Regions from separate parts of the Homo sapiens genome. Here region 2 is linked to region 1. Evidence: chromatin contacts called from ENCODE Hi-C or POLR2A ChIA-PET data. All regions are on one chromosome and are shown on one strand. The core of a region is the stretch at or near the end of the contact, and the rest is flanking DNA. Distances in the headings are between cores, read along the strand shown.

Region 1 (5,869 bases), core at 2,291-4,790:
TCCCAGGGTGCTATTACATCCTTATTTTCAAACCTAGCTCTAGAGTGGAACTTCCTGACTACCGTAAACCATATTAGATGCCATGGTCTTACCTGGAACAGTCAAGGGTTCTGCTCTCTCAAAATGACATTGCTTGTAGGAAGCTTGTCGCAGTTAGTTCAGTGTCAGAAGGAATTGGTGTTGCCAGACCCTTCCAGGGGGTGGAGTCTTTTTTTGCTATTTATTTTAGAAAATGTGACTAGGCATGGTGGCCCATGCCTGTAATCTCAGCACTTTGGGAGGCCAAGGTGGGAGGATTACTTGAGGCCGGGAGTTCAACACCACCAGTCTGGGCAAGTGAGACCCTGTCTTTACAAATAAAACAACAACAAAAATTATCCAGATGTGGTGGTGCATGCCTGTAGTGTCAGCTACTTGGGAGACTGATGTGGGAAGATCACTTGAACCCAGGAGTTCAAGCCTTCAGCGAGCTGAGATTGCACCACTGCACTCCAGCCTAGTTAACGGAGTGAGAACCTGTCTTAAAAAAAAAAAAATTGGAAAATGCAACAGTAAATGAAAAAAGAAAATCAGTCTTAACCCTCAACTTCATTATGTTGTTGATGTTTTGGTACTTTTCCTCCTAGTCATGGTGTGTGTGTGTGTGTGTGTGTGTGTGTGTGTGTGTGTGTGTATCTCTGTTAACCATGTGATGACCGTGCTGTTCTCACCAAAGACACTAAACTTTATTTTTCATGTTGTAAATTATTTGTAAACATACAGTTGATTCTTATTATTCCCAGTAGTTGTATTCTATAAAGTTGCTATGAAGACTGAACCAGTGCTCCTAGGGGAAGTACATGGTTAAGTTGCTTTGAGGCTCTGGTCACACATTTTGTTTTTGAGATGAACTGTTGCTCTTTTGCCCGGGGCTGGAGTGCAGTGGCGTGATCTTGGCTCACTGCAACCTCTGTTTCCTGGGTTGAAGTGATTCTCCTGCCTCAGCCTCCCAAGTAGCTGGGATTACAGGCATGTGCTACCACACCCAGATAATTTTTGTATTTTTAGTAGAGAAGGGGTTTTGCCATGTTCGCCAGGCTGGTCTCGAACTCCTGACCTCATGTGATCCACCCGCCTCGGCCTCCCAAAGTATTGCGATTACAGGCATGAGCCACCACACCTGGCCTGGTCACAGCATTTTTATCAACTGATCAACACATAACCTGGTTTTATGTCTGTTCCTGTTTAAAGACACCTTGTTTAATGTATGCAGTTGATTCATTAACATTGAATTCACAGCCAGCAGCACTGTAAGCCATGCCTGAATGAAGCATCTCTAACTCACAAATTATCTCCATACGGCACATCACAGCCTTCCTGTGCTTAGGAACTGTCGGCAGTACCACTTCAGCACTGTGCTTGGGGACATTTTAAACAATAAAATCAAGTGGAAAAAAAGGCCGGGTGTGGTGGGTCATGCCTGTAATCCCAGCACTTTGGGAGGCTGAGGCAGGTGGATCACTTGAGGTCAGGACTTTGAGACCAGTCTGGCCAACTTGGCGAAACCCCATTTCTAGTAAAAATACAAGAATTAGTCGGGTGTGGTGGTGCGGGCCTGTAATCCCAGCTACTTGGGAGGCTGAGGCACAAGAATCGCTTGAACCCAGGAGGTGGAGGTTACAGTGAGCCGAGATCACGCAAAAGAAAGAAAAGTGGAAAAAAAAATGCTAAAAACATGGCAGTAAATAGACAGCAAAGAGGATGCTTGTTTACGGTGTGAGATCTGAGGTCCCAGCTGTTCGACTTCAGCTGAGATTATGCACATTAGGGAGTGAAATTATTGGCCTCTGCACGTGTTCATGAATGATTGTGAAAGCACCTCAAGTATTGACTTTGGGGTTACAAATAAATTTTAGTGCGTAGATGAATTTCCAAATACGGAATCTGCAGATAACGAGGCCTGACTAATTTCCAATGACTGCCTCTATCCCTTCTAGTAGAGGTACCGGAGTAAACCGACCTCTGCTAGTTTTTGGAATGGTGAGGGTGTGTACTTTCAGTGGCCGAGTGTAACTTCCTCCTGCCTGCTTTTTCCTAGTGTGGAAGCCAGCTCTCCAGGCCACGGAAGTCCTCTGAGCAGCCTGTTACCTTCTGCCTCAGTGCCAGAGTCCATGACAATTAGTAAGTACTTTCGCAGCCCCCTCCACCAGCTCTGGGATGACTTCTGGCCCACGTCTCATGGCGGTGCCTTTGTGCTTCTAACCCTGTGACTGTGGGTTCACGTCAGGTGTGTACGTCCCTGGTTGTAGACTGGAGGTGTGGTACGTGCTTGTGGATATCCAGAACCGTGGTTAATGCGTGGCGCTTGGGCGTGTGCGCGCTAAAGGGCGTGCCTCAGGATGGAGCAGCCTTGCCGTAGACTTCTGTGGTTCCAGGTTTTGGGGTTTGCCTCCCATAATGCAGTTAGCTACAGAGGACCTATTCTAGTTGGATTTCCTTTGTAACTCTGAAGGACTCATTTTTGTAAGTGAAGAAGAATATGTCTCTCCAAGATGATTAAACTTTGCTAATGATCAGGCTTCAACTGTTTCCAACTTTACTACCTAGAAAAAGTATTAGAGATATAGCAAGGAAGACTAGGTTTGAATGGCTTTGTATAACAAAGAATAAACCAACTGTTATGTAAACTGACGGGTGCTCCTGGTATCTCACTGGTGGCTTGAGCCAGCATTTGTCCCATGGCCTCCCCTGGAGGCAGAGGGGGCACTTGTTCCCAATTAAAAAAAAAAATTAGCTTTTGTTGCTAAGGAAGGAAGAAGGCGTTTGGGAGGCACCTAGCATTTTCTGATTCAAGGGTGAAGCAGGAAGTGAGCAGACACTATGTAAACCAACAGTTGGTTTATTTTTTGTACACAAAGCCATTCAGACCTACTCTTCTTGAAGTTCCGGTGGTTAAGGAGATGTGATGGAAATTTCTCTCTATCCAGAGGTAGATGGGCTGGGGCTGGTATGTGGCTCCACGGCCATCAGAGACCGGGACTCCTCCTGTCTTGCCTTGTAGACCAAAATAGCCATTTTAGCTCCAGCCATTTCATTCTCATTCCAGGCGGCAGGAAGGAGGAGAGAGCAGAGAGACTTCGTCTATTTCTACATATAGGATTCAGGGGCCTGAGCTTGGATAGGGAAAAAAATTACAATGTTTTTCATTTAGCTCTGGGTGAAATATAGTATTTTCTTCAATCATGATCATTCTATTTTGATGTAATTGGTTTCCTTTGTGATATGGTATGTTTTATATATTTTAATACATTTTCCTGAATAGGAGCCCATGGTTATTCCTAGATTACAAAATGGGCTCTTGGTACAAAAACGTTGAAGCTCCCCCGACCTTCACTAGAAGGTGCTTACAGTATACCACTCGTGTCTTGGGCCAGCATTCATGTCATGGTCCCCCTTGGCTGCAGAGGGGGCAATTGTTCTTGATAAAAAGGAAATTAGTTTTTGTTGCTAAGGAAGGAAGAAAGAGTTTGGGAGGCACCCAGCATTCTTTGATTCAAGGGTGAAGCAGGAAGTGAGCAGACACCGTAAGGCTGCTGCGTGGGAACGGCTGGCCGCACTTTTTGTATGTGAGCATGTGTGGTTTACTGTGGCGCTGCTCAGCCCTGAACTCCGCTGAGCAGGTGTTAATAGATCACTCAGTCCATGGGACACAGGGTGGGTGAGTATGTAGCTGGCTGCTTTTCACCTGTCAATCTTTTGTTTACCACAGTACTGTTACTTACCCTATAGTTTACTTTATTATTCATTTTTATTTATTTATTTTTTTGTAGAGTTGAGGTCTCACCATGCTGTCCAGGCTGGTCTTGAACTCCTAGGATCAAGCGATCCACCCGCCTCAGCCTTCCAAAGCGCTGGGATGACAGGCATGAGCCACCGTGCCCGGCCTACTACAGTTTACTTTTTTTTTTTTTTTTGAGACAGAGTCTTGCTCTTGTCTCCCAGGCTGGAGTGCAATGGCACGATCTCAGCTTACTGCAACCTCCACCTCCTGGGTTCAAGCGATTCTCCTGCGTCAGCCTCCCAAGTAGCTGGGATTACAGGCCCACGCCCGGCTAATTTTTGTATTTTTAGTAGAGATGGGGTTTCGCCATGTTGGCCGGGCTGGTCTTGAACTCCTGACCTCATGATCTGCCGGTCTCAGCCTCCCAAAGTGCTGGGATTACAGGTGTGAGCCACCGTGCCCAGACTGTAGTTTACTTTTAATGATGCACTTAAACAAATTGAATTCCTTTATTTTTTGAAAAAGGAAGCTTTATCTCACTACTGTAAATGGAGAGTCACTATGAGTTAACGAAACCAGCAGGTCGCTGTAAAATGAAGACAGTGGAAGGAAACTATTACTAAGTGTGCCTGGCGTGGTTGCCTGCCCTGGGTTCCGATTGATACCCACTCTTGTTGTTCAAAAGAGAGATGAGTGCTGCTTCTTTTTGGCCCCGGCCTGTGGCAAGTATCTCAGTCTTCATACTGCTGGGAAGCTCTGTAACCACCAGCAAGACCAGAAGTGGGGTGATCAGCAGTGCAGGAAAGCCCATTTGGGTGCAGTCCCCGCACCTAGCCCTTTTGGAAGTGCTTCTCCAAAAGGGAATTGTGCCGGAAAAGTAGGGATTGAAACCAAACAGCCACATCCTGCCATCAGGATGCTCTTTATGGCCCCACTGACCAAGAAATCACAGCTTCTGTACTCAGTGATGACTGCTTGACTTCAGTTGAGGACAACAATGAAGTTCTGTAGCCAGGCGTGGTGGCAGATGTCTGTAATCCCAGCTACTCGGGAGGCTGAGGCAAGAGAATTGCTTAAACCCCGGGAGGTGGAGGTTGCAGTGAGCCGAGATGGCGACACTGCACTCCAGCCTGGGTGCCAGAGCGAGACTCTTTGTCTCAAAAAAAAAAAAAAAAAAAAAGAAAAGAAAAGAAAAGAAAAAAAAAGCTAAAATAAAAATTTCGGGGAAAAAAATTTAGGGATAAAACCTTGGTGAAGTTCTGATTGCTGGATTTGGTCACAAAGATCATGCTGTTGGTGACATCCCTGGGGTCCGAGTTAAGGTTCTCAGAGTAGTCAGTGTAGCTCTCCCTTGGTCCTATGCAAAGGCAAGAAGGAAAGACCAAGATAATACATTTTGATGGTGAAAACACAGTAGAAATATATTTTTATAAGCCAAAGGCAAAGAGATGTGTCAGCGAGTCACATTAGGTGTTGAGGCTATCCTGTTACTGAACTGATGGTAATGGAGAGGACTGAGGATGAGAAAAGAAGCCACTCCTGTGACTTGCTGGGATCTAACGCCACATCGCTTCCCAGCACCTATGATTCTGTCTCTGTGTGGGTGGCACCGTGGTGTAGATGGACAAGACTTGACTCTGGCTGTGAGGCACAGCTACTGTAAAGAACACTGCGTTTTGATTTATGGGCATTTTTTTTTTTTAAAGGACAGCAGCCCCGAGATCATGCCTGCGAGCCTTTGTAGGCACCGTAAGTAGGGCTGCAGGCATCCCTGTGTGCCCTGGCAGGTGTCTGACATTCTGTTTCCCAAGAGTTCCTGCGGCCGGGGCTGAGGTCCCAGCATCTCAGATAAACACGGTTTGCTTTGTCAGCTGCGTCTCAGGTCCACATAGAGCATGGTGTCTGGGCCTTCCTCAGCCGCTTTCTGTCTTTGAGGAAGTCACTGGCCTTGCCTGTGCATTTTCAGTGATGACATACATGCCCTTAAACATGCTCGAGTTAGGCCAGTGACAGAGGCGTAGATTGTTTTTCTTGTTTTGACTCAGACAATTTTTTAGAAACTATATCATTTTATTATTTGGCATTTTGAGCAAGTTTGGGACATATCCA
Region 2 (5,869 bases), core at 2,079-4,578, 570 kb after region 1:
CAACATGGTGAAACCCCGTGTCTACAAGAAATACAAAAAAATAGCCAGGCAGGTGGCGGCGCACACCTGTAGTCCCAGCTACTTGGGAGGCTGAGGCAGGAGGACCCCTGAGCCCAGGATGTTGAGGCTTTGGTGAGCTGTGATCACGCCACTGCACTCTAGCCTGGGCAACAGAGTAAGACTGTCTCAAAAAACAAAAACAAAAAGACAAAACAAAACAAAACAACCCAGTCAGATGAATTACCTTACTGTGGAACATCTTAGGTCCTTTAGTGAACTACTGTGCATTGTGAATTGCTAAGACGGCAGGGAGTGAATGGTGTTTCTCATCCTGACTTAAAGACTAGCCCTGTTTTGCTCAAAGAGCTTCTTGTGGCAAAAATATCAGTGTAGAGCAATAGGTCCAAAACCAAGTGAAGAGGGATGAGTGTGGAGGGGGGGAATATGACCGGGTGTTGCAATGTGGATTTCGTGGGATGAGCAAATAAAGCTCAGGAAGTCAACATCAACACAGAAGAGGCAGCCTCACAGTGCAGCCCCGGTGCCCTGCCCTGACTGTGGAAGTCACCATCCTGGCCCCCAATGAGCTCATCGAAAGAGGGACGTTGTTCACGGGCACTGAGAGGTCAGATAAGTTCATTGCAGTTGAAGGCAATAAAGCAATTTGAAAACTTCAGTACGTCATCTCCTGTGGGTCAGAAGCTGTGCTTTTCTTGGCATCATCGTCAGCCTCAAGATGGGGGACAAACACTGGCATTGCTGAGAAATTTCTTGAGAGCTCCAGGGAGGCTCTCTGCATCAGCCTGGTCTGATGCACTGGCTGGATGGAAGTGCAGAAAACCGGTTCAAATGCAGAAAACCTCTTTTCTGACCACCTGGGTCCTTCGGAGCTGATGTGGGGTATACAGTGGAGTCCAGATTATGCAAGCTTAGGCAGGGCTGCCTCAAGTGCGGTGGGAAGGTAGATGCTGGAAACACTCAGAACTCTGCTCAAAGCCTGGCTCTGGCTTTGTTTCCTTACCTGTAAAGTGGGGACAATAGACCCTGCTCCAAATGAAAATATGAATACAGATAACAACAACAACAGTGATGATTAATTGAACACTTACTATGTACAAGGCACCGTGAACTATTTTACTTACATCATCTCTCATCCTTTCAGCAGTGGTTCTCAACCAGGGGTGAATTTGCCCCTCAGTGGACACTGGGCAATGTTTGGAAACATTTTTGGTTGTCACAACCAGGGGAGGGGTAGTGCTACTGGCATCCAGTGAATAGAGGCCAGGGTAAGATCCTACAGCTCATGGGACAGCCCCTAGAGCAAGGAATGATACAGCCCAAAGTGTTGACATTGCTGAGGTTGAGAAATCTGACTTCCAGGGATCCTTCAAGATTGTTCCACCCTTCCCCATTTTACAGATGAAGGAACTGAGGCTCAGACATTATCTAATTTGGAGAAGTCTAGACCTGAACCGACCCGATAGCCATTGTTTGCAATGCCTCTGCGAGCATGTGTGTGTGTGTATGTGTGTTTGTGTGTGTGTACATGCCATCCCCCTTCCTCTCACCATTCTTGTTTATTGACCTTGAGCAAACTCCTCTTCCTCTCATGGTTGTTCCAATCCGTGCTAATCATGAGAGTGTGCAACTCATGGTACTTTAAAATCAATAAGAAAGGCTTAGCTGGGGGTGGTGGCTCATGCCTGTAATCCCAGCACTTTGGGAGGCCGAGGTGGGTGGATCATTGAGGTCAGGACTTTGAGACCAACCTGGGCAACATGATGAAACCCCATCTCTACTAAAAATACAAAAATTAGCCAGGTGTGGTGGCACACACCTGTAATCCCAGCTTCTTAGAAAGCTGAGGCATGAGAATTACTTGAACCCAGGAGGCAGATGTTGTAGTGAGCCAAGATCGTGTCACTGCACTCCAGCCTGGGTGATAGAGTGAGATTCGGTCTCAAAAAAAAAACAACAACAAAAAAGTAAACTAGCTTTCCATTTCCTTTGATAATTTTAAACATTTACTTATTAGATAATTTTTTTGTAAAAAAGAGTCAATGTGTGGCCGGGTGCGGTGGCTCACACCTGTAATCCCAGCATTTTGGGAGGCCAAGGCAGGCGGATCACTTGAGGTCAGGAATCTGAGACCATCCTGGCCAACATGGTGAAAGCCCGTCTCTACTAAAAATACAAAAATTAGCTGGGTGTGGTGGCGCGTGCCTGTAATCCCAGCTACTCGGGAGGGTGGGGCACGAGAATCTCTTGAGCCTGAGAGGTGGAGGTTGTAGTGACCTGAGATTGCACCACTGCACTCCAGCCTGGCAACAGAGCGAGACTCTGTCTCAAAAATAAAAATAAATAAATAAATAAATAAATAAATAAATAAATAAAACAAGTCAATGTGGCAAAAAGTGTGAAGATGATATATTAAACATGACTGCCATTTGGGAAATATGGTTCTAGGGCTGTCCAGCTGGACTTTCTGCAATGATTGAAATGTTCTATTCTGTGCTATCCAATAGCCACATGTGGCTATTGAGTACTTGAAAGGTGGCTAGTGTAACTGAGGCACTGAATTTTAAAATTTTATTTTACTATATAAAGACAATGCAGATCTTGGGTGATAACCGTGATTGATAATGCATGCCTGGAATACTGTCTTTAGGAGGACTCAGCGGTCAGTAGTTCTGTGACAGATTATTAATGCCTGGTGTGGGTATGAGGGGGAATGTGATGGTGAGAGTGTCATTTATTGGCCATCCCTAGACTACGTTTTCTTAGAGGGTCCTTCTAGCTCTAACATTTCAGAATGATATATTCTTCCCTAAGCCTTCGGTAGAATTTAGTACCCAATTAATGATCTGTCTAACCCAGGATGTCATGGAACTATTTGTTTCTGATTTCTGTGTTTTTTAGAAAACCTCACACCATCTGCTTGTTTCCTGATAAACGTAGAGACTACTGATTAGAAGGCTTCACTTTAAAGTATTTACCCATATCTACATGCATTTGCCTGAAGCTAATTATTTCAGGCTGGTGAGATGTGAGTCACCATTTCCTTTTCTCAAGAAAGACACTAAAAAGTCACCTCTTTAGAGGCAGGGGATCATTACCAACGGAAAAGGAAGGACCCCATCTGTTTAATGTGTGGCTAAAAGTGGGGTGCTGGAAATAACCTTTCTCCACGTGACTACAGAGTTGGGACAGGCTGTCAACAGGCTTCGGCTATCTTGGAGAGAAAGTCCCAGATTCTGCCATGGAGAACAGAGGCAAGGCATGGCATGGAACGCTCCCTCCACCCACCGCCATAGAAGCTGAATGTCAAGCAGGTTGGCAGCTTTCCCCAGCCCTCCCCCAGTGTCCCTGCCAGGCACGGAAGGACGGGTCACAGGGCTGACCCTGGCTGGCATTTCAGACAGCTTTATAATTACACCATCTATTTTTCAACTTGCCACTGACCTTTTGGTCTTCTCATTTGTGAGCATGCGAGCATGTGTGTATGTGTGTGCGTTGGATGTGTCTTCTTTTATCTTTGCTTGATGCTCTCATCCTCATTTCCTTTTCTCTTCTCCTCTGGTCTTGTTTATCATTTAAACCACAGGTTGTTAGGGCCAAGTTGGTTTCTCTTTCCTTCTGCTTTATCCTATTATGGAATTATCTAGAATGAGCCCTGTCATCTCTCTGACCTCACTTTCCCATCTGTCAAATCAAAGGTTTTGATTGGATCATAAGAATTGGTAACATTGAATTTTTTTTTTTTTTTTTTTTTTTTTTGAGACAGAGTCTCACTCTGTCCCCCAGGCTGGAGTGCAGTGGCATGATCTTGGCTCACTGCAACCTCCGCCTCCCAGGTTCAACTAATTCTTCTGCCTTAGCCTCCCCAATAGCTGGGGACTACAGGTGCGTGCCACCACTCCTGGCTAATTTTTGTATTTTTAGTAGAGACGGGGTTTCACCACGTTGGCCAGGCTGGTTCGAACTCCTGACCTTGTGATCTGTCCGCCGCAGCCTCCCAAAGTGCTGGGATTACAGGCATAAACCACTGCACCCAGCCAACATAGAACTCTTGACTCTGCCCACCATATTGCTGTCACCTGCTGTCACTGCCTTAGTCCAAGTCCTCATCACCTGTCACCATTGGGACCAAGGTTCTATCACTCCAGAATGGTACCCCCACCCTTGGGCTCCCCTCCAATCTGTTCATGAACCTGAGCTAGAGGCATCTTTTGGAAATGCCCATTGGATCATGTCACTCCCCCATCGTCCTTGTACCCTCCAAGCCCAGCCTCCCTAACATGTCCTCTGAGGCGAATCATCAGGTCCACCATCTGCCCACCTCTCGTCCCCACTCTACGTCACTCTCCTGCACTCTCTACCCTCCAGCCCTCCTGGCCCTCAGTTCCTCAAGCATGTTAGTCTCCCTCTGGTAACAGACATTTCTGCCGGTGGTCCCCTATCCTAGAACAGCTGTTTTCTAACATGGTTGCATATTGGAATCGCCTTGGGAGCTTAAAAAAATCCTAATGCCCAGGCTTTACCCCAGACCATTTGGATCAGAGTCTTTGGAGGGGCAGTGTGGGCAACAGTATTTTTTTTTTTTTTGAAATGGAGTTTCGCTCTTGTTGCCCAGGCTGGAGTGCAATGGTGCAATCTCGACTCACCGCAACCTCCGCCTCCCGGGTTCAAGTGATTCTCCTGCCTCAGCCTCCCAAGTAGCTGGGATTACAGGCATGTGCCACCATACCCAGCTAGTTTTTGTATTTTTAGTAGAGACGGGGTTTCAGCATCTTGGCCAGGCTGGTCTTGAACTCCTGACCTCAGGTGATTCACCCACCTCAGCCTCCCAAAGTGCTGGGATTACAGGCGTGAGCCACCATGCCTGGCCAACAGTACTCTTTAAATTTCCCCAGATGACTCCAATGAGCAACCAAGGTTGTGAACCAATGGCCTAGGATGCCCTTTTTCCTTTCCTCCGCTCTCATCAACTCATCCCTTAGAGGCGATGTCAAAATTTCATCTCTGGTTTCCACCTACGTCTAAGTTGGACCCCTTGTTTTATGCTCTCACAGGACCATGGGCTGTATTTTGAGAGCACATAGCTCAGTTTGCAATGACATATGTGTTAGTGTGATGTTTGATTACTGTCTTTCTCCCTGACTGTGGGACCAGCCTCTAAGATGGCACCCAATGTTCTCCACCTCCTGCTGTTACACCCTGTAAGGTGTGATCCCTTCCCACATTGTACCAGCCTTGGTTTCTGTGACCAGTTGCATATGGCAGAGGTGATGGTATGTCACTCTCAAGATTAAGTTTTAAAACACGACGACTTCCATCTTGAGGATTCTCTCTCCCCTGGATCACTAACTTTGGGGGAAGCCAATCCCCATGTCATGGGGTCATGAGGACATTCAAGGCAGCCTATGAAGAGATGCAGGTAAGAAACAAAGACCTCTGGCCAGTAAGGAATTGCAGCCAGCCAAGAGCCAAGGGGGATCACCTGAGATCGGGGGTTCGAGACCAGCCCGACCAATATGATGAACCCCTGTCTCTACTAAATATACAAAAATTAGCTGGGTGTGGTGGCACATGCCTGTAATCCCAGCTACTTGGGAGGCTGAGACACGAGAATCACTTGAACCTGGGAGGCGGATGCTGTAGTCAGACGAGATTGTACCACTGCACTCCAGTCTGGGCGACAGAGTAAGACTCTGTCTCAAAAAAAAAAAACAAACAAAAAACATACTCCCTTGTCAAGCCTAAAACCCCCTCCCCAGCCTCTAGCTCTGGCTTATGGGAGTCAGTTGCAGAGGTAGAATGGACAAGAAATGGGACTTGAGATCAACATTGTGGAATGTTGTAGCAATCA

The links. Hi-C counts contacts between places; a loop is a spot of excess contacts on that map. ChIA-PET counts read pairs that join two places held with the same protein, here RNA polymerase II (POLR2A). Pooled maps may share reads with other maps.
Region 2: a pooled map shows a loop between it and region 1 (5-fold over the local background). The contact joins two enhancer-like sites. A Hi-C loop is called at or near these places in 1 of 168 maps with a recorded cell type or tissue (endothelial cell of umbilical vein) and 4 of 50 pooled maps. POLR2A ChIA-PET finds 5 or more read pairs at or near these places in 1 of 52 experiments (activated naive CD4-positive, alpha-beta T cell).

What each region holds. Positions count from the first base shown.
Region 1 is chr16:12,076,756-12,082,624 of GRCh38, forward strand. It overlaps SNX29 (sorting nexin 29), which reads left to right. Exons shown (of 21, transcript NM_032167.5): 11 at 2,078-2,160. It also overlaps the pseudogene RPS23P6. Among named protein-coding and RNA genes, the nearest start is that of SNX29, 100 kb to the left of the region's middle. Within about 2 kb of position 3,541, at least 8 of the 41 ENCODE cell types and tissues checked have a DNase peak (open chromatin) inside an H3K27ac peak, as active enhancers do.
Region 2 is chr16:12,643,588-12,649,456 of GRCh38, forward strand. No RefSeq gene overlaps it. Among named protein-coding and RNA genes, the nearest start is that of SNX29-AS3, 35 kb to the left of the region's middle. Within about 2 kb of position 3,329, at least 3 of the 41 ENCODE cell types and tissues checked have a DNase peak (open chromatin) inside an H3K27ac peak, as active enhancers do.